Regions from separate parts of the Homo sapiens genome. Here region 1 is linked to region 2. The links are chromatin contacts, found by Hi-C in ENCODE. All regions are on one chromosome and are shown on one strand. Each heading gives the region's core, a stretch centred on a gene start or an enhancer-like site at or near the end of the contact. The rest is flanking DNA. Distances are from core to core; before and after follow the strand shown. Region 1 has its middle 72 kb from the start of LINC02941. Region 2 holds the start of ABRACL (ABRA C-terminal like).

Region 1 (2,700 bases), core at 20-2,519, 880 kb after region 2:
AATAATGCCATCGTGATATGATCTTTTAAATTCTTCAGTACTTGGGATGGACGCACTTGGCCTATGCACCTCCTCTCTCTATAGGCTTCGTCTTAAAGACTTGTAACAGAAAGACAGAGATGATCCAAAATGTTGTGACATGGTTAGGCTTTGTGTCCCCAACCAAATCTCATCATGAATTGTAATCCCTATGTGTAGAGAGAGGGAAGTGATTGGATTATGGGGGAAGTGTCTTTCATGCTGTTTTCATGATAGTAAGTGAGTTCTCATGAGATCTGATGGTTTTATAAATGTCTGGCATTTCCCCTGCTTGTACTCTTTCTCCTGCCACTGGTGAGGAGGTGCCTGCTTCCCTTTCTGCCATGATTGTAAGTTTCCTGAGGCCTTCCCAGCCATGCAGAACTGTGAGTCAATTAAACCTCTTTCCTTTATAAATTACCTGGTCTCAGAGAAGCTCTTTACAGCAGTGTGAGAACACACTAAGACATGTTGTTAGAAAAATAGGCAATTTTCTACTTAATAATTCCTAAAAGTCTTCTTTATATAATATGTGATACCTAAATCTTTATCTAATATTTAAAATACTTCTTTAAAATGTTAATAATTCCTAAAATGTTTCTTTTTTAAAAAAAATGCCTAAAATGCTTCTTTGTCCCTCCCTGGGAAAATAATGTTTGTGAATTGACAAAACAAAATTGGAGCTCAGACCCAATTCAAGTCATACCTCAATCTTGAGGTCAGAGACACTCCCTCGATCCCAATTTAGAGGATCAAGAAATCTCAGGGGAATGTATTTCTCCAGATCTTCATGTATGCAGTAAAGGAGGGATCTTGATTGGGTCTTGGTAGGATCTTTTGGTTTGTCAACTGTTGACTCCTTAGAAGTTCACTGGAAATACCTGTTTATGAAAAAGAAAGAATACCACCATGACAAATCTTAGTAGTGTCTCAGAAGGTGAACTTCAAGGTAAGATATCAAATAGACTTTTAGGGCCTGGGCTAGGACTTTTTAAGTCAGATCTTGCAAGAAACAGTACTGGTTGGGATTGAAGAGAGTTTATTAGAGAATAGATTTAGACAAATGGGCTCAGAGAAGCCAGAGTCTTGAAGCTATTCATTATAAACAAGCTATTAGTCTTTATAAGTAACCTGTTTAGTTGGTTCAGTCTTATCTTTAAGAAACAAGTAGTTTCTGGAGCAAGTAGCTGAGTTAAATTTGCTTTGCTCTCAGTATTGTTTCAAATAGGTACAGAAAATTATATTGCTTTCAGTTTTCTTTCCCCTTTCCTCTCCATCCCCCCCACGGAACTTGTCTCAGGTTTTCAGAGTCGGACTGCTAGATTAGTACAATAAAAGTGTTGTGAAACTAGGGCTGTTGCAAGGACTTAGACCTCAAAGCCACTCTATTTGAGCTGCCAATAATAGGCCTTGTCCTACTGATTTCCAATTAAATTAGCTTTTAAAAACATGTTTATTGATTGACATACATACATAATTATAATGGACTATTTTCCATAAGTGATTATTTTAATGGACATTTGTGTTTTATGAACACATTAGCTACCTGACCAAATAGCAAGCAAGTTATCTTGAATTAATGCTGTAGGTTTCTTCCAACTACTAAGTAGGCAGGCTGGGATCCATTACTGTAGGCTGTCAGGGGAGAAAAGATGAATTGAGTTGATGGTGATGACATAATGAATGTGGCTTCAATGACACAGTGGCAAATGTTAAACTCACTCACTGTATGATGAAACCACATCATTAGAAACAATAGCAAGGGAGAAGGTAAATCAAGAAAGGAGACAAATCACTCACAATGCATGAGAATATCTGGAAGCTCCTCAATGCAGCATCCAGAACTTCACCATGGTTGAGGCACTAAGGAAATAAGTTTCTAAAAACAGTGGCTTTAAGGAGAAAAGAAATAATGACCACCAATTGAAACTAGGACACCCTAGGGTCATATCCAAAGAAGTGGAAAATGTAGGGTATGTTAGTAAACAGGGAATTTCAGCCATTACGTTTGTTTTATCTAGAGCTAGAGACTACTATTATTGTCACCTATAGTTATTTGAGCTCACTGGTGCCAGGTAGGTGGAAACCAGAGAGACAAAGGTCACATTCACAGAAAAAAATTGGACTGTTATAAGTCTTAGGGCATGTCAAGCACATTATGATCACAATGCATTAAGAACAGGCTTATCTGACCCATGAACAAGCACCATGGCAAAATCTGAGAGCTGATTTAAGCAACACTTGAGCTGTGGGAGTAAACCAAAATGTATAAAGACAGTATCATTTCCATGAACTCATTAAAAATGACTTCATTTGAATTTTAATTTTGGAATTGAATCTTAAAAAAATTACATCTCAATTTATAAAATCACAAAGGTAATGGCACTATAAACTTCTACTTGCTTTTCACGTGTTTCAGTACTTTCTAATAGAAATCACCAGCCCTAGAAATTTCAGGAACTGTGAAGGCTGCTAGGGAGCAGGTAGTTTTATCAGTTTCAGTAAAGTTGCACTTGTGCAAATGTTGGGTAAACAGTTTGGGCCAATTTTACTTGGATAAAAGATACAATGTGCCCTCCAGGTGATTCCTTTCTCTGGGACTGGGAGAGCATCTGCTAATGATACCAAGTCTTGAATATCTCTCTTCTAAGGCACAAAATCTGTAGTGACCCTCTATTGAAA
Region 2 (2,700 bases), core at 35-2,534:
CTTGGAGTCACCTTAAACTTTATCTGCCATGAGACACTTAGAAGAATCAGACCTTTGTTGAAGATTACAGAACAGAGACTCCTTCAGTCACACCCAGGAGACAGGTATTCACCGTAAAGACTAGAATGAAGCGTGGGAAGTGGATGGATCCAGTGCAGCCCCAGGGAACTGAACACTCACATGCCCCTGGGAAGCAGGTCTTTGTTGCTCTCCTTCCATCACTTGGTCTCAGCTTGTCTTTGACTGGCTTCTACCACTTGTGCCTCCACCCAACCTGCTGCTACATTCTCCTGGTTTCTGCTTACTCAAATGTTTTGCATCCGAAGCCCATTTTGGCCCCTTCTGCCTTACCCTCTCTTAGCTCCAACCTTTCTCTTACATCAGACAGCTCCGTCTCTGCATTCTCCACTTTCCATTTCCAAGGGAGTGTCTGATTGGCTTACTAACTATCAGAGTCCGTGTTTGATGAGAACTGTTTGCTCCAGGTCACCTCACAGGATGATGACTACATCACGGATTGTGCGCTCTTGGGTCACGCGATCACTCTTAATTTAAATTAGCTGGGCTGGGGGTGGGGAGGGGGTAAGGAACGTTTTTTGTAGTTATTTGTGCAACCCCTGCTCTAGAAATAGTTTGGGTAACTGTTTCCTTTCCAAAAGGACTCTCTGGGTACGGTAAGCATCTCTCTCTCACACACGCATATATTAAAATAACAGTGACTAAAACAAAGGGAGCATGAATAAATTGAATTATGAAGTTAAATGTATGAAATAATGAATGAACAAGGGAAGAAACCGATACTGACCCAGGGTCAACAACTATCTATGTCCAAGTAAAATTTCTTTGCAGTCTGACAAATTGGCTTTCAAGATTGCATTTTGTTTTGCGAATTAAGCCATTTTTAAGTCATGAGTCGTAGTTTTCTGGAGGCCCCCGGCATCCGGAACCCATGAATGCCACGTTCTTTCTAGCAGCCTTCAGCAATTTGAGGGCGCTTTGTTTCTTACGTTGGGAGAGAAATCCATCAGGAAATCGACGCCCAGGATCAGATGCAGATCCTGGGATCCTTGGCTCTGAGTAGCACGGTGGAAAAGTGAGGTAATCCAGGCTCTGGGCCCGTTTTCCTAGGAGCCCAGGGCGCTTCACCTGTCTGCAGTCAGCCCCTTTCTTGGACGTCTCCTCCCCTGAGTTTCCTCCTCATAGGCTTGTCCCTGGGAGTGTGGGCGGCCCCTTTCTTGAGCGCAGAAACACTTACTTTTCCCCCTACCCTGCTCCTCCTCCTCCACAGCCGTCTTTCTCTTTGCCTCAGCCACTTCCTTCCTTGGCCTCACCCTCCCCAGTGCACTGAAGAAGGTAACCGGGTCCAGACCCACGCGGCGCCAGTTCTCCGGCGGGAAGGAAAACCGCGCAGAGAGGTGCGTGAGCGCCCGGGCAGATGTGGCTTAGGTAGCAGGGATGGACTGGGTGTCCGTGGTGCGCCGCCGGGCACCGCGGGCTGCGGTGAGAGTCGGGTCAGGAGGGGGCCGGGAGGGGGCTCAGGGCGCGCGGAAGCTGCGACCGGCTGGGCCGAGACCTCGCGGGTTGGGGTCCCGTGGGGCGCGCGCCGCCCACGCCCCCACCTCTCGGGTCGACTTCCGCACTCGGCTCACGTGACGTTTCGCCGGCCGGGGGCGGACTGGGAAGCCGGCAGAAATGGAACGATTTTTACCGCGGTGCGACGTGTCGGCTTTGCACTTGGCGGTGGTTCAGGAGCCAGTTCTGCAGAGCTGGGTGGGGAAGGGCTGGGGGCGAGAGGAGAGGCTGCCCCGAGGAACGTGGTGGCCTCAGGGCAGTGGACTCTGCAGCGCCGGAGGTGGGTGCGGCTCTGTGCGCTCCAGATCAGGGGGTGCAGAGTCGTGAGGGGACACCAGGGGCTCGTGGAGCCCGGGGCAGGGTCCGTTTTCGTCGCCCGGGTTGGGTGCTCGCTCTCGCGGCGCTTCGGGGCGCCCGGGCCACGGGGGAGGCAGACCCGCGGCGCCGGGCCGGGAGCTGCGGAGACAAAGACTTCCGGGACGCGGCCCTTCCCGGGCGCCAGCGGTGCCGCCCCGCCACGGGGGGCCCAGCCCCGCGCTCCCCAGCCCTGCACTGGTGCCGGCGGTGACCGTGTGATGATGGGCTGCAGGGCACGGGGTTAGGGGACCTCTACCAGGCAGAACCCCAAGCTGGTAGCAGAATGGCCAAATATGGAGTGAGCGCGCCCCAGACCGGAGGGAGTAAGGAGCCCAGTCACCCTTTGACCCGCACCAGCTGCTTGTCCGCGATTGCGAAGAAGGGCTGGGAAAACGTGCCCAGCCCGAGTGTGTAAAGTTGGTTCCTGATTCCGGACATACCTATTCCAGTAGGCTTTATTTCCTTGGATATTAGAAAATCTCCATGCATTGCCTCCAAACTTTTGAAAAATAACAATGCCCTGAGGGTCCTTAAATACATTCTAAAGTGTGTATTGGTGGTGAGTTTCGGGTTCTGCCCAGTCCTCCGACTTTCCGCTTCCTTTGTGTTTCCCACGCACAAAGCCGAAATCGATTCTGCGACAATTAGAGTGCCTGGCCGTCATCTACCTCGCCTTCCCTGGAGCCTTTTCCTGTCTTCTGGTCCAGCCGCTCACCATTAAGCTCTTCCCTTTAGACTTGCTCTGCTTCTCACCTCTCCTCATTGTTCTTT

The links. Hi-C counts contacts between places; a loop is a spot of excess contacts on that map. Pooled maps may share reads with other maps.
Region 1: a pooled map shows a loop between it and region 2 (5-fold over the local background). The contact joins the enhancer-like site here to the promoter of ABRACL in region 2. A Hi-C loop is called at or near these places in 3 of 37 single-sample maps with no recorded cell type and 2 of 50 pooled maps.

The regions. Positions count from the first base shown.
Region 1 is chr6:139,902,647-139,905,346 of GRCh38, forward strand. No RefSeq gene overlaps it. Among named protein-coding and RNA genes, the nearest start is that of LINC02941, 72 kb to the right of the region's middle. RefSeq lists an enhancer at 928-1,047. Within about 2 kb of position 1,270, at least 4 of the 41 ENCODE cell types and tissues checked have a DNase peak (open chromatin) inside an H3K27ac peak, as active enhancers do.
Region 2 is chr6:139,027,461-139,030,160 of GRCh38, forward strand. ABRACL (ABRA C-terminal like) reads left to right here and starts at 1,285. Exons shown (of 3, transcript NM_021243.3): 1 at 1,285-1,415. RefSeq lists silencers at 1,449-1,608, 1,869-2,238, 2,288-2,478 and enhancers at 2,132-2,426, 2,249-2,700.